Linked DNA regions of Mus musculus: region 2 is linked to region 1. A link is a loop called in an ENCODE intact Hi-C map of the cell type or tissue named here. Cell type or tissue: gastrocnemius. All regions are shown on one strand. Each heading gives the region's core, and the rest is flanking DNA. Links, peaks and the distances in the headings are about the cores only. Region 1 overlaps Tmod2 (tropomodulin 2). Region 2 overlaps Tmod3 (tropomodulin 3).

Evidence for each region. Peaks named below come from ENCODE experiments on the same cell type or tissue, not always from the same donor. Only the 100,000 strongest peaks of a DNase experiment are listed, where the experiment ranks them.
Region 2: it touches region 1 in a loop (10-fold over the local background); 28 of 42 quality-filtered maps call a loop at or near these places.

Annotation. Positions count from the first base shown.
Region 1 is chr9:75,575,536-75,587,802 of GRCm38, reverse strand. Tmod2 (tropomodulin 2) reads left to right here. Exons shown (of 10, transcript NM_016711.3): 6 at 1,625-1,755; 7 at 5,866-5,973; 8 at 10,551-10,694; 9 at 11,013-11,157. Among named protein-coding and RNA genes, the nearest start is that of Tmod3, 22 kb to the right of the region's middle. In gastrocnemius, for the core only: a CTCF peak has its summit at 5,601 (motif pointing right); no DNase peak of the experiment used is centred there; H3K27ac peaks cover 732 bases.
Region 2 is chr9:75,515,394-75,527,660 of GRCm38, reverse strand. It overlaps Tmod3 (tropomodulin 3), which reads left to right. Exons shown (of 10, transcript NM_016963.2): 4 at 11,066-11,188. Among named protein-coding and RNA genes, the nearest start is that of Tmod3, 38 kb to the left of the region's middle. In gastrocnemius, for the core only: a CTCF peak has its summit at 5,695 (motif pointing left); a DNase peak (open chromatin) is centred at 5,675; H3K27ac peaks cover 2,996 bases.

The DNA.
Region 1 (12,267 bases), core at 2,258-10,257:
CACCTAGTGTGGTTACTCAGGGCACGCAGAGCTACAGAACACACATTCGTGGCACGTCTTCTAGTGGGGAAAAAAAAAGTATTCCTGATAAGTTTGCACAGTCAGCTCAAAATGCAAATAAAGTTTTCTGTTCCAAAGGATATTTTATCAATGAGGGAAGCTTGGCTCCATTCTCTTTTGTACCCCAGTGTCTTTTTTGTCTTGATTATGGACGCTGGTCATTGGACTCTGCTTACCTAGTTCCCCCAGAAAGCATGGCATGGACAGGCTGCAGCCTCCTGCAATGAGGCTTCATCAAGCATTCGCTAAATACCTCCTGGATGTCAGGAATGTTCTGGGTATATGTAGAAAGATCTTTTCCAAAGGAACTTATTCAGAGTAATCAGTTGGTCTTTGTTTGCACTGTGAGATCTCAGTGGACACAGATCCTGGCTTCTGGATAAACCATTTATTATTCTCATGGAGACTTCAGAGATACTACTCCATCTCTGTAGCTTCCTATTTACATGGTTAGTTGTTAAGAAAAGGGCTTGCTACTTAGCTTAGGATGGCCTCAAACTCCTGTCTCCCAGAATCCTCCTCTCTCAGCTTCTTGAGTGCTGAGATTTTAAGTGTATTGCTGATGTGTAAGGGCTCTCTGTACATTAGAATATTAATCCTTTGTATGTTGCATGCACTCCATATATTTTCTGGTAAGTTAGTGTGTGTAGTTTTATTGTTGCTATTTGGGTTTTGTTTGTTTTGAGACAGGCCTGGAATTCATTGTGTAGCCCAGGTTGGCCTCAAACTCATGATCCTCCTGGCTCGGTCTCCTAGATCCTGGTAGTGCAGGCATATACTGCTATATCTAGCTTAAGTTATGTATTTATTTACTTGTTTATTTATGTATATGTATGGAAATGGAGTTTTTTTCACATGTATATATGTTTACCACGTGCATATCCAGTGCCCAAGGAAACCAGAAGAGAGTTTCAGATCCCTGGAACTGGACTTACTAATGTTTGTTAAGATACCACGAGGGTCTCTACAAAATATAGCAAGTGTTCTTAACTGCTGAGCCATGTTCCAGCCCCCCAGTAATTGTTTCTAAGGTGCCTTTCATTCTTCTTTTCCATTCCTTGGTCTTTCCATACCTTTATCAAAGCTAGAGATGCAAAATGGAAATTGGAGGAGGGCCACGATCAGGAAGCCAGAGCGGTATTGATTTTGGGGAACTGGGGAGAGAAGCATAGATCAGTACTAGAACAAATGCTTTGAGCAGGGCCTGGGTTCAAGTCTTAGCATCACACAACATTTTTTAAAAGGATTTGGAAAATGAAGAGGCTCATCGTGGTGGCCATCTTTGCATCACAGAGCCTATGGTTTGGTGCTGATAGTGTGGGAAAGTCCAACTGGTACAACAGTAACTGCCAGTGGATGAGATGCCTCATAGTGGCTGAAAAGCATCTGCCTTCCAGACTGACTCAGAGCGGCACCACTGCTCAGTGCGAATAAACTCACTGTGGTTCATATTGGAACCAGTGTTGGACTCTACATGAAAGAATGATACTTTCCGGGGAAGCTGTCTCTAATTTGATAGAAGACCTCTTGCACTTTCTTTTATAAACTAAAACTTGTGTTTTAGATGTCGTGAAAGGTGAAAAGGCCAAGCCAGTATTTGAGGAGCCACCGAACCCCACAAATGTGGAGGCAAGCCTGCAGCAGATGAAGGCCAACGACCCCAGCCTGCAGGAGGTCAACCTCAACAACATTAAGGTTTGTCCCTTCCAGAGCTGGACATCACTGACTGACTGCTTTTACAGTGGCCTGTGGTCCTTTCAAGTCACTGATTTCAGACAGACTAATCCAGTCAAAAGAAATGGGTCTATAAGAAGCGTGATTTCTAGAACTTTTTGAAACAATTCATAGAACTCAGGCCAAACAAATCGAATTATACCTGATGGTGAATAACCACATCAACTTTCCTTCTGTGTGTGTGTGTGTGTGTGTGTTACAGCACTCTACCTCCTAGCTGTATCCCCAGCCCCCTCACACAGTTTCAAGTGTCAGAATGTCAGAGTAACTTAGAAGGGTAGTTGGCACAGGCTCTCAAGTGAGAAACTGCCAATCAAGGCTAAGGTATCCAAAGATGGCAGCCCCATGCATCTGTGGGCAAGAGACCTCACTTTCCCACCACATGGGTCACTCTTCAGGGCTGTTTGAGTGTTCTCACACAACTATATCTGGCTTTTCCCAAAGATAGTGACCCCAGAGTGAAAACAGTCAAGAAGGCAAAGGTTCAGTGGTTAGAAGTAATTGCTTTTCTTGCAAAGTACCCAAGTTCAGTTCCCTGCACCCATATCAAGTACCTCACAACCAGATCCAGATCCAGGGGATCCAACACTTCTGGCCTCTCAGGGTACCCATACTACATGTGCCCCTCAACAACACACACAGTATTTCCCATGACCTGGTGTCTGAAGTCAAGACTGTCATTCCCACTTTGTTCTTTTTAATGATAAGTCTTGCTGTTGCCACTCTAGTTAGCAGTGGGAGCCTAAAATAAGGTAGACTGAAGTCTCACACAGTAGGCAACTTTATTCGGAGCATCCAACAGTTTATACTCTGAGGGTTAAGAAGAGTCACCTGAGTGAAGTATAAAGTCACAAGGACAAGAAGCATGTGGCAAGACACATTTGTTTCCATAGAAGCCTACCACATAAATAACAATAGCCAGTCGTAATGAATAATGTGAATTAGACTCACCCCTAACCAGTACACCTGGAAGAGGCACGAAAACACATTGAAAGAACAATCCATGCTATGAAGGACCAGAGATTGCAAGACTCTTGTCTTGTTTACTTGGAGCTTTCTCCCAGGGTCTCACAAATCTTGCACAGCTTTGCTCATGGACCACCTTCTGACATGGAGCTGTTGAAGGAAGAGAAGCAGACAAGAGGAGCGTGAGCACATATGGATTGCCTGGGGCCCCCTTTATTCATTCTCTTCAGTTGGCTGGCTGATGACTTGGTTGGCTAATTTGAGACAAGGTTTCACTGTGTTGCCAAGATTGGCTTTTAAACTCTTCAGACTCAATATGTCAACAGGGCTGATTTCAAACTCTCCATCCTCCAGCCTCTACCTCCTAAAGATTAGGTATAGGTTTGTTTTGTTGGTTCCTATTGAGCACATCCCTAGCATTTAATACTATCTCTAATGAGTTGTTTCTTCTTTCTTTTTATTTATTCTTCTCTGGAACAGTACATCCTGACTGCAGGCTCCCTTCCCTTTGCCCCTCCCAGCTCTACTGCCTCTCCATTTCCCTTCAGAAAAGAGTGCTCCTCCAGGGTTATCAAGTGAACCCGACATAACAAGATGCACACCAAAACGAGGCACAGTGCTCATGTCAAGGCTGGATGAGGCAACCCAGGAGGAGGGAAAGGGTCCAGCAAGCAGGCAAAAAGAGCCAGAGAGACACCCCCCCCCCAACTGTTAGGAATCTCACAAAAATCTCAAGCTAAACAACCACAGCATATATGCAGAGGGCCTGACGCAGATTCTCATGCAGCCCTGCTTAGTTGATTCTGTAGGCCGTGTTCTCCTGGTGCCGTGGCTCCTACAGTCTTTCCTCTGTGGGGTCTCCCAAGCTCTGCTTAATGTTTGGCTGTGGGTCCCTGTCTCTGCATCTGCCCCCATCAGCTGCCAGAGAAAGCCTCTTGTCTCTCTGATAAAGGTTGGGCTGTGATCTGTGAGTACAACAGAATATCATTAGAAATCATTTCACTGGCTTGTTTTTTTTTTTTTTCTTGCCAGTCATGTTTGGTTCTACCCTAGATCTGGGCCATCCAGCTTCCAGTTTGTGGCTATCTAGGCAGTTTTGGGCACGGCTCCCTCGCCTGGTGTGGGCCTCAAGTTAGACCAGCCATTAGTTGGCCACTCCCACAAGCTCTGAGCCACCATTGCCCCAGCACATCTTTCAGGCAGGACAGGTTATAACAGGTCAAAGGTTTGTGGCTGAATTGGTGTCCCAGTCTCACCACTGCAAGCCTTGCCTAGTTACAGATGGCTGGTTCAGGCTCTGTATCCTCCATTACTGTGAGTCCTTGCTAGGGTCACTATCTTAGTTAGGGGTTTACTGCTGTGAACAGACACCATGACCAAGGCAACTCTTAGAAAAACACATTTAGTTGGGGCTGGCTTACAGGTTCAGAGGTTCAGTCCATTATCATCAAGGGGGGAGCATTGCAGCATCCAGGCAGGCATGGTGCAGGAGGAGCTGAGAATTCTACATCTTCACCTGAAGGCTGCTAACAGAATACTGACTTCCAGGCAGCTAAGATGAGGGTCTTAAAGCCCATTCCCAGTGACACACCTACTCCAGCAAGGCCACACCCTCTCCAACAAGGCCACACCTACTCCAACAGGGCCACACGGTCTAATAGTGCCACTCCCTGAGCCAAGCATATACAAGCCATCACAGTCACCCTCATAGGTTCTAGGAAGTTTCCACTGTAACAGTTTCCACTGTTTCCAATTTCCACATTGCCCCCAGTTCCAGTTATCTCTCCCCTTACTCTTTCTCTCCATCCCTCACCCCGACCTGATCCCTCCTGTTTCTAACTATGTGTATAGGTGTCCTATGTGAGTACATGCGCATGAGTGAAGTTGCCTGGGGAGGTCAAGGACGATAGTGGATCCTGGAGCTGGAATTACAGGCAGTTGTGAGCTAATCAGCTTGGATGCTAGGAACTGAATTCAGGTCCTCTGCAAGAGTAGCAAAGTACTGTTCACTGATGAGCCATCTCTCCAGCCCCGATTATATTATGTTTATAGAATGTGCATTATGTGTTACGTCATTGGCTACTGGAATTTCATGATCTCACTTGCTCGTCAGTGAGAGTTGAGATTTAGTTGCTGTGGTCGATCAGCTTAGCCATCATGCAGCCAGGCTCATGCCCAGTGCTGTCCTTTGCTGCTTGCTGCTTACATCTACAGTGACAGGTGATTTGTGTATGTGATTTGTAAGAAAGAGCCCACATATATACCCAAGCATGGAAGACACTCATAAAATACAATTAACAAATCTAAACATAAAAAGAAAAGAATACAAACACATGTATTAGCTCATACCTTGAGTCCAAAGGATCCGCTCCCAGCATGGCACTTCCATGTGGCTGTGTGCAAGAGACCTCGCTTTGTAGAGGTGGAAGCAGGGAATCACCGTGAGTTCAGGAGAGCTTTGACAACCTGGTGAAATTGAGGCCAGATTGAAGCCGGCCTGGGTTCCAGGAGACCCAGTTAAGATCCATCCAGTGTTCACTGAGGATGTTATAGTAAGAGACAAACACTGACCACATGTTGGCAGCATAGGTGGTTAGCCCCGAGTGGTGATGGAATTGTAGGAAAGGAAAAATGTGAAGCTGCCTAGGAGAACTCATAAACCAAAGAGGAAATCATTCAGGCGGCTCTTCAGAGGTGGAGAAGACGACAACAGGTGTTTTCAGACCAAGGAGAAAAGCATATCTGAAGGGTATGTGTGTGAGAGACGATGATTGTTAGCCTGCCCTAGGATATAGGGCAGAAGGGGGGAAAAGGAAAATCTTTTGAGTTACATTCCCTTATTGGGCACTAGGAGGCGCTGTTCTCTCAGAATAGCTTAGTTATCACACATGGACTTAAAAAAAATTTTTTTTAAAGATGTGTAATCAGCCATCTAAATACAGGTTATAGTCAAAAGTTGCAGGGGGCTTGCTGATGGTGGAGCTCAGTAGCAGAGCGCATGCTTAGGACATTGAGACCTTGGGTCCAATCAAAACTGAAAACAACTGAGGGTGAGTGGGAGCGCAGTGTGAATGGTTTCTAACTAACCCTGTTTTCTGTGCTTAGAACATTCCAATTCCAACCCTGAAGGAATTTGCAAAGTCTCTGGAGACCAACACCCATGTGAAGAAGTTCAGCCTGGCTGCAACCCGCAGCAATGACCCTGTGGCCCTTGTAAGTGAGACTTGAAACACAATATGACGTCATTTAATTCCCTGGCAACTCTTTATTTTTAGTTTTTTTTTCTTATTGTTTAAGATTAGCTTTCTGTTGTTTTGAGATAGGAGTCTTGCTGTGTAGCCTGCATTTTGAACCCACCATGGATCTTGGACTAATCTTGAATTCCCAGTAATCCTCTTGCCTCAGCTTGCCTAGTGCTAAAATTTCAGGCATGAAATCACCATTCCTCGATAATTTATTTTATCAATTGAAAGTCTTAGATCTGGTCAACTTAATCTAACAAATTTACGGTCCTGAGGCACAGGCTAAGAACCTACACTACAGACGCATTGGTTTAAGTGGATTCTTGACAGCGCTGTGCTTTCCAAACAAGACAGGCGTCTTGGCATTTAACTAAATAAATATTTAGAGTTTGTTCTGTGTTGAGAAAAACGATTCTGCAACTTTCCCTCCTACAGTAACTTTCTGTAACCGTCATTAGATATTATGATGCCTCCCCCAAACTTGCTTGAACTTGGCACATATAAAAACGTCAGAGTGTGTTTTGTCTTAATCTGTATGTGCATTAATAAGCCAAGCATACTGTAAACAACCAAAAATAGTGAAACATTCCATTTGACATTCAGTTAATGCGAGTATGGAAATAAAAGTAATAACCAAACCTTTGTCCTTTTATGCATTTGGGGTAATCTAGCCAAACAAGAAAGCTACTTAGCCTAAGTAAATACTGTCCCCACCGTAGCCATCACCGCTTCCTCTTGTCTGCTTTGCTTATTTTAAGCCACTCTTCTAGGGACTCGGTGACTACAGTTCTGAGCGCTAAGCTTTGAAAGCTTACCTCACCCAGTCATCCCTTAGTGCTCCAAATACGTGCTGTTGTTAGTTCCTGCAATAACGTAAGAGGTTAGATTATCCCAGGCGTGGCAAGTAATGACAGAGCCAAGAATCACCACCAGGTCGTTCTAGTTCCATTACACTAAATTTACACACACAGCCCTGCTGTTGTTGATAGGGTCTCCGGGAATCAACCTGAGAGTTTACAACACCAGCCGCTGGCTCTCAAATCAAACTAGAAAAACAAAGGTCCTGACACAGTGGTTCGATTTAAAGTAACAGTCTTGGGCTGGAGAGAAGGCTTAGCGGTTAAGAGTGCTTGCAGCTTTTCCAGAGGACCTGAGATGATACAAAGTATCCACTTCAGACAACTCGCAGTTGCTTATAACTCAGGCTCCAGGGAATCTAATGCTCTCTTCCAGCATCCTTGGCACCTCATCCTTGTATGAGGTCACATACATGAAGCACAGACATACCTTCAGACAAAACACCCATATGCATAAAATAAAAATAAAGTCTAAAAAATAAAAGTATATAGAGATATGTCTGGGCGTGTAGATATAACTTAGAACTGTAATGAGGTATTCTACATTCTTTTATTCATATTCCATCTTTGAAACCTGTGGGGTGTTTTATATTTATAGCTCATCAGTTCAAACTACTACTGGTTTTCTTCCTTTTTTTTTAAGAATTACTTATTTATTTTATGTTCATGAGTACACTGTCTCTGTCTTCAGACACACCAGAAGAGGGCATCGGATTTCATTACAGATGGTTGGGAGCCACCATGTGGTTGCTGGGAATTGAACTCAGGACCTCTAGAAGAGCAGTCAGTGCTCTTAACCACTGAACCATCTCTCCAACCCACTAGCTGGTTTACTAAGGCTTAGTAGCTACATTTCTTGTGACTACCATGTATGTTGGGTTCTGTTTATTAGATTTAAAAGAATTATTTTAATTTTTAATTAAGTGTGTGTGTGTGTGTGTGAGAGAGAGAGAGAGAGAGAGAGAGAGAGAGAGAGAGAGAGAGAGTTAGTTCAGCATCCTTGAAGCCCAGAAGAGGGTATGTGGACTCCTGGAGCTGGAGTTGCAGGTGGTTGTGAGCCGCCTGAGGTGGGTGCTGGGAGTTGAACTTGGCTCTTCTCCAATATCAGCATGTACTCTGAACTGCTGAGCCATCTTTCTAGCCCCAGGAAATTACAGTTTTATATAATCCCATAGAGTGCAGAAAGCAAATCTTGAGACATGTATTTCTACTCTAATCATTTCTATAGCATGGAGGGAACCACCTCTGTGTTTTTCTGACACTACTATCCCAGCACATGGAATAGATGCTCAGATATTTGCTGAACCGAAGTGAACCAGAGTGAATAACTCCAAGTTGTGTTTGGCTGCATGGGCTCCATTTCGTCCCATTTGAGAAAAAGTGTTTTCTTTTCTGAAGTTTAAGATAAAGCGGCACGATCTTGCCTGCCTGCCAGGAGGTTGTGCAAGTTTTTATAAAGAACTAATTGCTCTGAAGTTTCTTTATTCTGGGACGGAAAGTTAAGGCCAAAGCTTGGTGTGTCCAATGAGGAAAGGCTTGCTGCACTCCCATCCCATGCTCTGATTAACATGGGTGCATTTAATTTTAAGATCAAGTGTTAAACGGAGCATGGTGGCCTATGTCTCTAATCCCATCACTTGGGAAACAGAGGCAGGGGAATATCTGAGTTCAAGGCCAGCCTAGTCTACAGATAGTTCCAGCATAGCCAGGGCTACACAGAGAATCTTTGCCTCAAAACTAACAGACAGCAATGAAGAACAACTATTGAATAAATGTACCTTGAGTTGCATCGTGTGCCATTCCATCAGCCTATGTCCCTGTGCGTTCGGCTCTAACACCTGTCAACACACAGGATGTCCATTCTGTCCCAGTGACTCTCAGCTCAGGAGTGCTTTTCCTCCCAGGGCTCCCTGGCAGTGGCTGGAGGTGTTTGGAGCTATGATGAGGACGTATGCTACTGGTATTTGTAAGGTCTCAGAATTCTGAGAGGCTGCTCATAGGACACCCACGGCAAAGAAGTCACCAGGCCCAGATCTTAGCCATGCAGAGGTTGAGAAACCTGCCTGTCTCCTGTGGAATTCCTTCTCTTCCTTCTTCCTGTCTTAACTGCCATGAAGATAAATTAAGATCGTTTAGGGCTACTCCCTAGAAGCAATCAGTATTAGCAATTTGTTTTTCATTCTCCCACTTATTGTCTTTATGACTTTAATTAAAGTGGCTGCCAATCTCAACTATTCATGCACTTGAGGAGCAAAAGGGCCAGGCCTCAGTACCTTAAAGAGCCTGTTCATGTTCATCTGGGCAGAGCCAAAATATACTCTGTGTGTGTGTGTGTGTGTGTGTGTGTGTGTGTGTGTGTGTGTGTGTGTGTAAATGTTATCTATATATGTGTGTGCATCTAGGTGTATGGTTCTAAGTGAGTGTATGTATAATAAGTGTGGGGTGCTCGTGGAGGCCAGAAGAGGGTGTTAGATCCCGTGGAGCTAGACTTGTCTGTGAGCCTCTCGATGCTGAGGTCTGGACACTTGTTTTCCTGATTGAACAGCAAGTGCTCTGAACCACTGGACCATCCGTCCAGCCTCAATTATATGAATATTTTAAAAATGTGTTCATACTGAGACACCTTTAAACCATTATTAAAATGTGTTCTTTTAGGGACTACCTAGTCTCAACTCTTGAGGAGTACAAACAGGAAGATCAACACTTTATGGCCAGCCTCAGTGACACAGCAAGTTCAAGGACAACCTGGGACACCTCAGAGTCTGTCTTCTCTCTCTCTTGTTCTCTCTCTCTCTCTCTCTCTCTCTCTCTCTCTCTCTCTCTCACACACACACACACACACACACACACACACACACACACACACACAGAAAGAGAGAGAGGGGCTAGAGAGAGAGCTCAATGTTTAAGAGAACTGACCGTTCTTCCTGAGTTTTTGTTCCCAGCAACTACATAGTGCTCACAACTGTCTATAACTCCAGTTCCAGATGATCCCACACCTTTTTCTGGTGGCTGCTGGCTCAGTCACACACATGGTGCACAGATATATATGTAGGCAAAAAATACACACATTAAAAAAATTTTTAAAAAGAAAAAACATACAGCCACATACACCACGTGGATGCTGGGAATTAAACCCAGGTCCTCCAGGAGAGCAGCCAGCACTCAAAACTGCTGAGAGTCAGTCACTCATAACTGCTGAGAGTCAGTCACTCATAACTGCTGAGAGTCAGTCACTCATAGCTGCTGAGAGTCAGTCATTCTCTCTCTCCAGCTTCTACTAAGCTATTTTAATTTTATGTTTGGTTTGGTTTGGTTGATTGTTTTTGTTTTGTTTTGGGGTCTTTGGTTGGTTGGTTGGTTTTGTTTTGTTTTGTTTTGTTTTGTTTTGTTTTGTTTGAGGTAGGGTTTCTCTGTGTAGCCCTGGCTGTCCTGGAACTCACTCTGTAGACCAGGGTGGACTACTCAGAGATCTGCCTGCCTTTGTCTCCTGAGTGCTGAGATTATAGGCATGTGCTACCACTGCCTGGCACTATTTTAGTTTTTATAGTTCAAGATTTTAATTTTACTTAGAAATAAAAATATGACTTAATAAATGTTTCCTTTAAATGCTATCCAGCAATCTATTTCTTTCATTTGGGAGAGAGATGTTCACGTTTAGAAACCCTGATGACTGTTTTCGTACACTAAGGCCTTTGCAGAGATGCTGAAAGTCAACAAGACCTTGAAAAGTCTAAACGTAGAGTCCAATTTTATCACTGGCACTGGAATCCTGGCCCTGGTGGAAGCGCTGCGGGAGAATGACACCTTGACGGAGATCAAGATTGACAACCAGGTACAGATGGGTGGAGCAAAGCTGGCTTCTATCTTAGGGGAGTCCCCATAGGGAGTGGGCCAAAGCTCAAAGCTCTCTGTGGATTTGATGGGATCTCCTGGCTTTCCTAACAGTTTCTGGCCCATAGAACATATGCACTCTCTCTGTGTCTCTGTCTGCCTCTGTCTCTCTCTGTCTCTCTCTCCCTCCCTCCCTCCCTCCCTCCCTCCCCCCCTCTCTCTCTCTTTTGGGACGTAGCCATGTAGTTTTCCCCTGTAAGTAACTTTTTTCTTTCCCTTCCTGTTTATCCCATGTATATGTGTACGCGCCCACAACCAGAGGCAGCAGTTGGGAACAGCTGTGGAGATGGAGATCGCCCAGATGCTGGAGGAGAACTCAAGGATCCTCAAGTTTGGGTACCAGTTTACCAAGCAAGGGCCACGGACAAGAGTGGCAGCTGCCATCACAAAAAATAATGACCTGGGTAAGGCAGATGTGATCTGTGCTGGTGACAAGTAGGACAATTCATCTTCCCACTTCAGAGGCAGTGTCTCAGATACCACACCACTGGGCTCGGTGGCACTACTAGGTAGTCATGGCAACCCTCTGATCTTCAAGGCTTCAATGCAGTGTTTTTAGGAGAGCTCTAATCAAGCTTAGCTCTGCTTGATTTCCATGCCTTGGCCTCCCCTCTCCTCCTTCCACATCGATGATACTCTCTCTGTTAGACAAGGGCATAGCAATCTCTGGTTCCTTATGGTTGGGTTCTGATGATGCTTTCTTCAATACTCAGGCTTAACTGTGGGGACATGAATACTTCTGTACTTTGTGTCAACTGTACTGACAGAGCTACATGACACAGATTAAAGTCTCACAGAGATTTTCAGCCAGGCCACTCTTTACCTTCCTGTGCTGTTACACTTTGTTGAGGATCCATACTGTTTCTTCTGTTAAGATGAGATGGGGCACATCACAGTGAAAAGGAGGTTAGTCACAGTGTAGAACGATGGGACAGAATGAGAAGGCTTGGTCTGGAGACATCTCAGCTACCTGGAGTGGCACTGCAAAGGGACATCTGGGACTGGGCAAGTCCACTTGACAGTCAGGCAACAACAAGCTTGAGTCCCTTGTTTGAGGTTTTGGAACAGTGGGCCAGACCTTAGACAAGGAAGAGACACTGGCAGGACATAGAGCTGTACTTACTCACTGAGTATGGAGAGTAAGACCCATGACCCAGCAAGAGGCTTAGACCCATGACCCAGCAAGAGGCTTAGACCCATGACCCAGCAAGAGGCTTAGACCCATGACCCAGCAAGAGGCTTTGGAAAAGGATGGAGACAACCAGAAGATGCCTAGGAAATAAAGCATGTTACGCCCAAATCTGAGCAACCCAGAAAACAAACAAACAAACAACAACAAAAAACAACAAACAGGTAAAGCAAGACTCTAGAAGTATTGTAGTAAGGCCCAGGAACAGCCACTGCAGATGTCACCTTGGTCACGTCTCACAGCTTGGGCTACTGAAAGTATCAAGGTAGAGAGGACTTTGGACAGGATACCAGTTGGCCAAATCCAGGGAGCTTCCATAAGCCTC
Region 2 (12,267 bases), core at 1,526-9,525, 59 kb after region 1:
CAGTCTGTGTGCTACAGATAAGTGTGTTCCATTGGATTCTGCTTGCACTGCTGACTCACCAGGGATGGGCCAGCCCGTCCCTCGGGGACACTCCTGTTCTCCCCGCTCTCCTTGGGGGCCAGCCCTCTCCACTTTATTGTTTCTGTTGTGTGTGTGTGTGGTTTTTTTTTCCCCGACTCTGAGAATGTAGTATTCTTGGCTTCCTTCCCAGGAATCCCATGTGCGCCACCTTGTGCGCTTCCTAGAGGGGACTAGTCAGATGTCTTCAGTGGGTGGCTTACTTCCTAGAGGGACTAGTCAGATGTCTTCAGTGGGTGGCTTGCTTCCTAGAGGGGACTAGCCAGATGTCTTCAGTGGGTGGCTTGCTTCCTAGAGGGGACTAGCCAGATGTCTTCAGTGGGTGGCTTGCTTCCTAGAGGGGACTAGCCAGCTGTCTTCAGTGGGTGGCTTGCTTCCTACAGGTGACTAGCCAGATGTCTTCAGTGGGTGGCTTGCTTCCTAGAGGGGACTAGCCAGATGTCTTCAGTGGGTGGCTTGCTTCCTAGAGGGGACTAGCCAGTGTCTTCAGTGGGTGGCTTGCTTCCTAGAGGGGACTAGCCAGATGTCTTCAGTGGGTGGCTTGCTTCCTAGAGGGGACTAGCCAGTGTCTTCAGTGGGTGGCTTGCTTCCTAGAGGGGACTAGCCAGTGTCTTCAGTGGGTGGCTTGCTTCGTAGAGGGACCAGCCAGATGTCTTCAGTGGGTGGCTTGCTTCCTAGAGGGGACTAGCCAGCTGTCTTCAGTGGGTGGCTTGCTTCCTACAGGTGACTAGCCAGATGTCTTCAGTGGGTGGCTTGCTTCCTAGAGGGACTAGCCAGATGTCTTCAGTGGGTGGCTTGCTTCCTAGAGGGGACTAACCAGATGTCTTCAGTGGGTGGCTTGCTTCCTAGAGGGGACTAGCCAGATGTCTTCAGTGGGTGGCTTGCTTCCTAGAGGGGACTAGCCAGATGTCTTCAGTGGGTGGCTTGCTTCCTAGAGGGGACTAGCCAGATGTCTTCAGTGGGTGGCTTGCTTCCTAGAGGGGACTAGCCAGATGTCTTCAGTGGGTGGCTTGCTTCCTAGAGGGGACTAGCCAGATGTCTTCAGTGGGTGGCTTGCTTCCTAGAGGGACTAGCCAGATGTCTTCAGTGGGTGGCTTGTTTCCTAGAGGGACTAACCAGATGTCTTCAGTGGGTGGCTTGCTTCCTAGAGGGGACTAGCCAGATGTCTTCAGTGGGTGGCTTGCTTCCTAGAGGGGACTAGCCAGATATCTTCAGTGGGTGGCTTCTGAAGTCCTCTTCACCTCACTTGCAGTTGCCTCAGCTCTCCAGAAAACTTGGGGTCTCCATTGTTCTAAAAGAGGCTTCCTACATCCTGTTGAGAATAAGACTTCTCTGTAGAACATTTTGACTCTTGAGTAAGTCAAAAAGCCCACAGTTAGATGTCTTTACAGGGGCAGTATGTAGGGTTTGGTGGTGTCTGAAGCTCCACAGCGGGGCTTAAACTCCCATTGTCACTTGTCTTTCATTTGCAGGTAGGACTGTACCATTTCATACTTCCCCAGAGGTCAGTTTTCCTGACCTAGTCTTTTTTTTTTTTTAATCAGTTTTAAAATTCTAATCCTGGACTTTGTTGAATAAGGAAATTAAAGTCACTCAGATATAATGTCTACTGACAAGTACAGTAAGTAGAAGTTTTGTTGGAATTGTGCTTTAAAAAAAAATACATCTATTGAAAGTTATGTGAGGAGCTAGTGGCTGCTCTTCCAGAGAACAGGAGTTAATTAATTCCCAGTACCACATGGTTGCTCATAACCACTTGTAATGAGATCTGATGCCCTCTTCTTGTGCGTCTGAAGACAGCTAAAGTGTACTTATGTATAATAATAAATAAATCTTTTTTAAAAACCTATATGTATATCAAGTCATCTTATCTGAGGTCAAAATTTCAATAGAGAAGTTATCACGACTTTCAAAAAGCATGTAAGAATTAAGGTGAATTATACAGTATATATGTTACTAATACACTTGCTAATGAATGGCTTGGGATAAACAATGATACATCCACCCTATATCTATCTGATATCTGTCTGATAAAGCCTAGCATTTCACTCACCCGGTGAGGCAATTAGGGCACAAACCAAAAGTAACCCGTATAAAGGAAAGGCATTAAATTAGCCAGTGTCTCATAGTTACTGAATTTAAAATATTACTAAGAAAAGCACTTTTATCAACTAAGCAATCTCACTACCCAATCCCCTTAATTTAAAAAAACAAAACTTTATTTGGGGCTAGAAAAGTGGCTCAGCAGTTAAGTGTTTACTACTCTTGTAAATGATCCAGCACACAGCTCATAGCTGCCTATACCTCATCCTTCCAGCTCCATGGCATCTGATGCCCTTTGAAGGAGCTTGTATTCAAATAAACATTACCATAAGTGCAACACACACACACCTCTGTAGTGTGTAAAATAATCTTTAAAAACCATCTTTTGCTAATAAAGATTGAGTAAAAGGAAATTCCTGTGCCATAAAAATCTCCCTATGTAAGGTATATGATTCAATAACGTTGAACATATTCATAGAATCATACAACGACCCCACAATCTTTAGTTTAGAACAATTTCATCATGCCCCATAGAAACCCTGTATCCATTTGTAATCAATCAGTCTACCACATCCCTGTTCTACTCCATAGCCATAGGCAATCACTGATTTCCTCGCTGGCTCTGGACACTTCCATCAGTGGGCTGATACTATATAAGCTGATGACTGCCTTCTCTTACTAAGCGTGTGCACTCTACAGCAGACCTACATTCCCAGCCCTCCCCTTACTCCTTTTAATAATAGAATCATGTTCTATTATATTTTGTTCTTTAATATTTGGGTTGTTTCTGAATTTTAGTTATAAATATGCTGCAATGAATATTATATATAGTATTGTTGCTTTGTTTGGTTTTTTTTGGTTTTTTTGTTTTTTTAAGACAGTTATATGCTGTAGCCCAGGCTGGTCCCAAACTCCTAGGGATTCTCCTGCCTTAGTCTTCCAAGTTCTGGGATTGCAGATGATTAATGAGCCATTACTCTCAGCTTTTGATTTGTTTTGGATTCATGCTTGTGATTGGAAGGGAGGAATCTAACTTCATGGCATTTTGCATGTGACTGTCTAGTTGTCTACTGACCTTTCTCAATTGAATTGTTCTTATGTTCTTGTAGGTGAATCAGTTGCCCAAAGTGCAAGAGTTTACTTAAGATTCTATTCCATTGCTCTAAATATCTTTTTCTTCAACACGGCAATGCTGGCTTAATTACATTAGGTTTGCACTGAATCTTCAAATGGTCAAGTGTGAGTTCCCTGGTATTGGTCCTTCTCAGGTAGCTTGGCCTGCTTAGATTTCTGTAAGGCTGCTCTGGCTTACTTAGACGTCATATGAATTCTCAGTTAACATGTCACTTTATATAAAGCGAACATTTGGGATTTTGAAAAGAACTCAAGTCAAAAAATAAATTTGGAAAGATCCTACATAATCTGTATTCATAGAGCAAGTTTAGATCCTACCTAGTTTATACCTTCTTATAAAATTAATCTCAATTATTGTATTAAGGTACTCCTAAAGAAAACATGAAGTAATTCCTTTTTTATTGTTGAATAGGAATTGTCTCTTTTGTTTCTCGCCTCTCTTTTCTTCTGGTACAGACAATCCAACTCCTGACTTCACACGTGTTAGGCAAGCTGGCGCCTGCTGAGCTAAAGCCCCAGCCCCACACCCTTCTTATTAAAAATAGATTCTTTTCTCATATAACACACCCTAATTACAGTTCCCTCCCTCCGCTCCTCCAGTTCCTTCCCACCTCCCCGCCTATCTGGATCCACTCCCTTTCCGTCTCTCATCAGAAAAGAACAGGGTGAAGTAATTACTTTTTATTATTAACACTCTACATATGGAGAGATTATCATAAAAAGAACCCAAGACAGATACCAAGTCCAGGTCAGGAGCTATTTAACAATAACATTCAGTGTGTGTGCTGCCACTTTTTCATAGTCCTAGTATGATTACAACAGCTCATTTTTAAAGCTGAATTTATTTAGAAATAAGACATTAAGTTATATATAAAACTTGAAATGTGAATTCATCAAAAATCATTATCCCTCTGAAGATTGTTGTTATATTTAGTGCCTTTAAAAATGTGTAACTACATCTTTTTATTTATCAAAGAATTAATAAAATGAGTTTGATTCCAAAAAATAAAGATAGAATTTTGTGTTAGAATTTCCATAGGTCTTCAGGAAGTTTTTTGGCTTTTTTTTTTTCTATTAAGGTTTGTTTTGTACTTATTAAGCATTAGTAGAAGTTTGTGGGTGGGGGAAATTAGAGATGAATAACACCTCAAGAACTGTGGGTGAGGATTATAAAAATAAACATCCTAGATTTTTACAATGCTTTAGATTCCTTCAGCTCCCAAGACATGGGCAGCTATTTGGTAGTTTGATTGGTTTTCTTTCTTTTTCATTTTTTTTCTAGCTTCATTTTTTAAGCCCAGGCTGGCCTCAGACTTGGTTCATGCTAGACCTGAGGGTGACCTGGAACTTAGGCCACTTCCTCCCACATAAGGCTACATCAGCTTTTCTTTTTTTTCTCTTTAAATTGACAAAAATAGGAACTATATATATTTACAATATGCAGCAAACCTCTTTATATATGTGCACAGTATAGAATGGCAAAATCAGGGCATTTGATCCATGGTTGTGTTCTGTTTTGTTTTGTTTTATTCTCAACCTTGCCTGCTGGCTGTTGGGATGCAGATACACATCAGACCAACTAATAAACCAGAGTTTCTGGGATACACCTCAAATATCAGAATTTCTCAGCACTTGTTGCCAAGTCTACTCTGCATTCACCACTTAGAACCAGCTATGAACAGCAGGGAAGGCAGGCAAGCTTGAGCCTGGCAAGCGCGCGCACAGTGGAAGTCATGCCTGCTATACCACACATGCCCTGGACCCTGTTAGATACTGGAGATCAAGCCTGGGGCCTGTGCATCCCAGCCCTCCTGTGAACCATTTTCATTGAAATAGTAATCCCAGCAAGGATTTTAGGACACAATTACTTAATAATACTTAATAATAATGAAAAATTACTTAAAGGGCTAGAGAGGTGGCTCAGGGGTCAAGAGCACTTGCTGCTGGGACACGGGTTTAGTTTGCAGGGAACATACACAGTGACTCACAACTATAAATCCAGTTCCAATTGTAAATCCAGTTCCAGGCATCCAGCACCCTCTTCTGGCATCTGTCGGCACCAAACATACATGTGTAAATGTGTGGTCTGACACTCATACACATAAAATAAAGAGAAATAGTAAAAAATATGTGTAATCTACTCTATTACTTAAAAAAATAGGAAAAACAAACAAAATTGATCACCAGAACCCCTAAATTTTGAGATGTTATACCAGAGAGCCCGGCATGCTGTTGCTGTTGTAGGGTGAAGTCTTCTACCAGAAATAATTACGTTTTTAAGCTACCAATTTATTGGAAGAAGCACTGGCTTAAAGAGTTTGGAAACTCATTCAGGGCTTGAGAGATGGCTCAGTAGTTAAGAGCACCAGTTTCTCTTCCGGAGGACCCACATGGCAGCTCACAAGCATCTATAACTCTGGTGCCCTCTTCTGGCCTCGGTGAGCACCAGGCATGTAATATGTGGTACATAGACCTATATGCACAGGCAAAACACCCATATACATAATATTATTTCTAGTTAGTTAGCTCATCTTTGAACCAGCATGTTTTGAATTATGCTGTTTCAAATGGGGCCATTTGGACTAAAAAGCTGTTCACCAAGTTGCTATTCAGCAGGTTGACAGGGATGACCAGATCATAGATTCTGGCCTTGAAAATCTCAAGGGAGAGAGGCACACAAAATAGTCTAAATCTGCCTTTTCCTGATGACTAAGGTTGTTAAACACTCATTTATATTTTTTTCTTCTGAGAATCGCTTGTTTATTTCATTAGCCCATTTGTGGATTAGGTCAGTTTTAAATGCTGTGCAGAAAGCTTTTAATTTCATGCAACCCTACCTATTGATATTTGAGATTGGTTCCTATACTATTGAAGTTCTGTTCTTCCATACCATACCCCCAGTGTTTTGAAACATATTCCTATGTTTTTCTCTAGCAGTTTGAGGTTTTAAATTAAGGTATTTATTCCATTTCTAATTGGTTCTTACATAGCATGAAAGGTACTGGATCTAATTGTGTTCCCCTGCAGGTAGACTCCCAGGTTTGCCAGCTCTTCTTATTGACTAGGCTATCCTCCTCTACTGCATCCTCCTCTGCTGCATCCTCCTCTGCTGCATCCTCCTCTGCTGCATCCTCCTCTGCTGCATCCTCTTCTGCTGCATCCTCCTCTGCTGCGTCCTCCTCTGCTGCATCCTCCTCTGCTGCATCCTCCTCTGCTGCGTCCTCCTCTGCTGCGTCCTCCTCTGCTGCATCCTCCTCTACTCTTTTGGCCACCTTCGTCAGAGATTAGACGCCCACAGCTTTGTCGGTGTATTCCAGTCCTCTACTCGGTTCCAAGTCTGTAGCTCCTGTAGTGTGGTTTGAGGTTTGGCAATACCCCCACTTTTGTTCTTGCTCTTTAGAATTGCTTTGGCTACCTGTGGACTTTTGTGATTCTATATGCGTTCTTGGGTTCTCTAGAGCTGTGAAATAGAATCTAAATTTTGATTAAATCTGTATTGTGTTAAATCTGTGGATTAATTTTGGTATTAAAGTCATTTTCACAATTAATTCTGCCAATCCAAGAGCAGGGAAGATCTCTATTATTGTCATTGACTTCCTTTTCCAGTGTCTTAAGTGCCCTTTGTAGAGGTCTTTTTAGCAGAGGAAGAAGCTCAATATGAATGGGATATTTTTTCTACTTTCTTTTCTTCTTTTTTTAAAAGATTTATTTATTATTATACATAAGTACACTGTAGCTCTCTTCAGATATGCCAGAAGAGGACGTCAGATCTCATTACAGGTAGTTGTGAGCCACCATGTGGTTGCAGGGATTTGAACTCAGGACCTTCGGAAGAGCAGTCAGTCTTACTGACTCACTGACTCACCAGTCCTACTTTCTTTCTCTTAAGAGTTCAGTGTGGGGGCTGGTGAGATGGCTCAGTGGGTAAGAGCACCTGACTGCTCTTCCGAAGGTCCAGAGTTCAAATCCCAGCAACCACATGGTGGCTCACAACCATCTGTAACGAGATCTGACTCCCTCTTCTGGTGTGTCTGAAGACAGCTACAGTGTACTTACATATAATAAATAAATAAATCTTTAAAAAAAAAAAAAAAAGAGTTCAGTGTGTGTGTGTGTGTGTGTGTGTGTAGACTACTGTTTTCTTATATTGATTTTTGTATCCTGCAACTATATTGTTAGAGCTAAGAGTTTTCTTAAAAGTTAGATGATGTGCTCCACTATGTTCATAGCAGCCTTATTTATAATAGCCAGAAGCTGGAAAGAACCCAGATGTCCCTCAACAGAGGAACGGATACAGAAAATGTGGTACATTTACACAATGGAGTACTACTCAGCTATTAAAAAGAATGAATTTATGAAATTCCTAGGCAAATGGATGGACCTGGAGGGCATCATCCTGAGTGAGGTAACCCAATCACAAAGGAACTCACACAATATGTACTCACTGATAAGTGGATATTAGCCCAGAAACTTAGGATACCCAAGATATAAGATACAATTTGCTAAACACATTAAACTCAAGAGAACGAAGACCAAAGTGTGGACACTTTGCCCCTTCTTAGAATTGGGAACAAAACACCCATGGAAGGAGTTACAGAGACAAAGTTTGGAGCTGTGACGAAAGGATGTACCATCTAGAGACTGCCATATCCGGGGATCCATCCCATAATCAGCTTCCAAACGCTGATACCATTGCATACACTAGCAAGATTTTGCTGAAAGGACCCAGATATAGCTGTCTCTTGTGAGACTATGCCAGGGCCTACAAACACAGAAGTGGATGCTCACAGTCAGCTATTAGATGGATCACAGGGCCCCCAATGGAGGAGCTAGAGAAAGTACCCAAGGAGCTGAAGGGGTCTGCAACCCTATAGGTGGAACAACATTATGAACTAACCAGTACCCCGGAGCTCTTGACTCTAGCTGCATATGAATCAAAAGATGGCCTAGTCGGCCATCACTGGAAAGAGAGGCCCATTGGACTTGCAAACTTTATATGCCCCAGTACAGGGGAACGCCAGGGCCAAAAAGTGGAAGTGGGGAGAGGGAGGGAGGATATGGGGGACTTTTGGAATAACATTGGAAATGTAAATGAGGAAAATACCTAATAAAAATTATTTTAAAAAAATGTTAGATGATGGTTTACACCTTTAATCCCAGCACTCCCAAAGTAGATAAAGGGAGAGGTCTCTAGATCTGAGTTCAGAGTCATCCAGGGCTACACAAAGAAACTCTTTCTTGGCAAACTGAGGGGAGGGGGGTGGTTGCATAAGATGTTTTAAGTACAGACAATCCTATGGTTGGTAATGAGGAATTGCTGTCTAATTACTAGATGCTCTGCGGTGTGTACGTCATTAATGCGTCCTCACTGCTAGAGCTAGGACTTAAAGCGCTAACTTCAACTGGCGGTCTGTGGTGTGTATGTAGTTAACATGCCTCATTAATACAAAGTCACCTGGACTGACCCACTGTCAAAATCAGAAATCCCTAGCTTTGAATTCAGATATAGGAGGTTACAAAAACTGTTATTCTCACTGTGTTGATTTTTCTGTCGTTTTAACAAATACCTGAGAAAAACAACTTTGCTCCTTTTAAAGGAAAAATTGAGGGCTGGTGTGGTAGCACACACCTTTAGTCCCTGAACGTGGAACATAGGAGGATCTGAGATCAAAGCCAGCAAGGGCTATACAGTGAGACTGTCCTTTACAAGTTTATATTTGCTCGCTGCCCTGAAAGTGTCAGTACAGACAGCCTAGATTGAAGCAGAACGCCGTAGTGAGAGCATGTTGTGGACCAGAGGTGTTTGCCACATGGCAGCCAGGAAGGGGCCAGAAATGGGGTGTATCTCCCCAGACCTCTCAGTAACCTGCTTGTAACTAGTCTCCTTATTCTACCCCACCCCCAACCCCACATTCCAGTGCCATCATGTGGCATCATGATCCACCTAGGGATTAGGTCACTGCCCTCATGATCCAGTCACTAATAGTGACTGGATTACCTATCTCCTGGGAGACAGGACTTCTGTCCAGGAACTTTTGAGGTACTTCACAGCTAAGCTATAAGAACCGAAACAACAGAATAAACCATAACTGACTAGTATCTGCTGTACTGGTTAACACAGACATCACACTAGATGTTTCTATTGCGCACTTGAAATATAGCTGAATTTTTAATCAAATAGCCACAACTATGGCATTGAATGTAGTGAATAATATAATAGCAATAGAGACAGAGTCTGTCTTTAGTGCTGGGGAGGGCACTGAGTACAAGGAAAGTGGAGAGGAAAAACTCCCCAAGGCTTGCTGTCAGCTGGGAGAGACTGGGGGAAGGGCAGCAGAGCTACAACTTTTCCCAGGCCATCCTCCTGCCATAGAGCGGAAAGCAGATGAGGTAAGCAAGGGTCAAGTTATCCTCCAGGGCACAAAGAGCCAGGTGTGGGGGGTGGAAAACAGCTGCCTGTTCCCTAGAGACTTTCAGTCAGGACTATGTGTCAGGGGCAGGGGTCACGGGAAAGTATGCAGCTTCTCCAAAATCCCTGAGTCCTTGACAGGAAGGAAGCTCCTGGTATGTTCTCAAAGTGGCTCAGCACTCAGGAGGCAGAGGCAAGAGCATCTCTGTGCGTTGAAGGTCAGCCTAGTCTACATGGTGAGTTCCAGGGTAGCCAGAGGTACAAAGAGAGACCTTTCTCAAACAAAGAAAAAAAATCAATAATAATAGTAAATCTTTAATTATAAAAAATAACCAAGGAATCTAATGGAAAAGCATATAGAAGCATAATATAAAGAGGTGGGAAGGTTTAGACAGAGATGTGAGATAAGGGGTTTTTTCTTTCTTTTGAGATAAGAGCTCTCATAAGCTCAGGGTAACCTTGAACTCCTGTGCTACTTGCATCTCCCTCCCTCACAGCTGTGTCCTCACAGCCAGTGTTCTTGCCTCAGAGGAACAGTTGTTGAGTTTTAGGACACCCCTTGGGATATAGAGACATTTCCCTGCGATTAAATTAGAACTTGAGTATCTAGAATTGTCTCTGCTGTTCCTCAAGTCACTATTAACAGTTTGTAGTAAGAAATTGGATGCCTTTTTCATTTTTATACATTTTAGGATTTCGGGTGTGTGTGTATGTGTGGTGTGTGTGTGTGTGTGTGTGTGTAGTGTGTGTGTGTGTGTGTGTGTGTAGTGTAGTGTGTCTGTGTGGCTGGTTTGGAGCTCACTGCCATTCTTTCTGCTTTAAGTACCCGGTGCTTTAATGATTACTCAGCCAGCTTCATTTAAATATTGATTCAGAATCTGTGAAATAACTCATAATTTCTCCACAAAAGAACTGGGCATTGTGCACTCAGGAGGCTGAAATGAAAGGATTATGGGTCCAAGGCCAGCCTGAGCCACAGAGTGAAATTCTATCTCAGAACTGAAAACAAAAGTAGCCATTTTTATTTTCAGAGATGGGAAGCTTTTTCAGTTATTCTTGCTTTCTAGCGTGTGTAGCCAATATATTGCTGTAGATGTTGGTTTTTGTTGTTGTTGTTGTTTTGTTTTGTTTTGTTTTGTTTTTTCTAGACAGGGTTTCTCTTTGTAGCCCTGGCTGTCCTGGAACTCACTTTGTAGACCAGGCTGGCCTCGAACTCAGAAATCCGCCTGCCTCTGCCTCCCAAGTGCTGGGATTAAAGGCATGAGTCACCATTGCCCAGTTAGGTGTTGGTTTTGACCTGCTTGTCTATTTCAGTTGCACGTGCCTTACCTGTGTGAGGGGGCAAAGATGGCACTGATTTAGTGACAGCAGTGATAAGTAACAAATGCTTTTGTTTTTCAGGGAAAATTTTTATCCCCAAACAGAAGCCAGCGCAGACTCTTACAGAAGAAACTATATCCCTCGACCCAGAGTTAGAAGAAGCTTTGACAAGTGCTTCAGACACAGAGCTGTGCGACCTTGCAGGTATCTCCCAAGGCGGGGGTGCTGGGGAGGAGGGGTTTGAATGAGAATGGCATGGGGCAGGCAATACAGGGCCCATCTCCATGCATTAGACAAAAGCCTGCTCTGTACAATAAATCTAACAGTTGGATTCTTTTACATACTCTATGGTGAAATTTTATAGTGGTAAAATGTCTTACTTGATGACATTCCTATGTTGCTGTGTTTTAGTCTTTCTAGCAACAACAAAAGCTCTTCCATCAGCTGTGAGCCTGTGCAGACTAAGCACTAGGAACAGCCTTCGGGGTCACCTTCTGCCCTGCTTTATGGAGAGTAAATAGAAACCAGGATCTGTAGTCACTTCCCCAACTCCGCTGAATGACAAGGAACACTGCAGACTTCTGTATCCCCGTGGCCAGTTTCTTATCCAGGCCACTCTCCCCACTTACTATGCAAATACCCGTTTTCCTGGGTGAATATGTGACGTGTAGGAAGGCCCTCATACCCCATAGCCCAATGGCGTGTTTGAAAGTAGAGTGGAGGTTCCTGGGAAGAACCTTGGAAGGCGGCAGAGAGCGTGTGTTGTCACAACTCCAGAAGGTGGTGTACTCCTTACGGAGCAGAGCACTGGGGGGCTTTGTAAATAGAAGCCTCATCAGAGAGCATATCAAAGAATTTGAATGCTTCTGCCAATGCCGCTTTATTCTAAATGAAAGAACTTAACAGCACTTACCGTAGTCACATGTGCCATCATGCCCGGCCTTCTGCTCTGTCTTTGTATATATAGTGTTATGTTCCTGCAACCCTAGACAGTGAACAGTAAGAGCATCTTTTCACTTTCCTCTCTTAGCCACCAGGTGGAGCTAAGCGCAGGTTTTCCTTTAAGGCCAGCCTGCCTCACTCACCCTGTAGTCTAACTTAAAAGATGCTAGGAAATAACAAAGGATTGGTGAGACTAGATGAGAGGTTGTCGGTGATTTCTGACCACTACCTCATTCCTTCCTCCTGTTTGGGGATGTAGTGTCCATTTTCAGTTTAGTAGGGAAGTGTCTGAAGAATGTTAAAATACTTAAAGTTTTTGTTGGCAAACTGGGTGCTGTGCT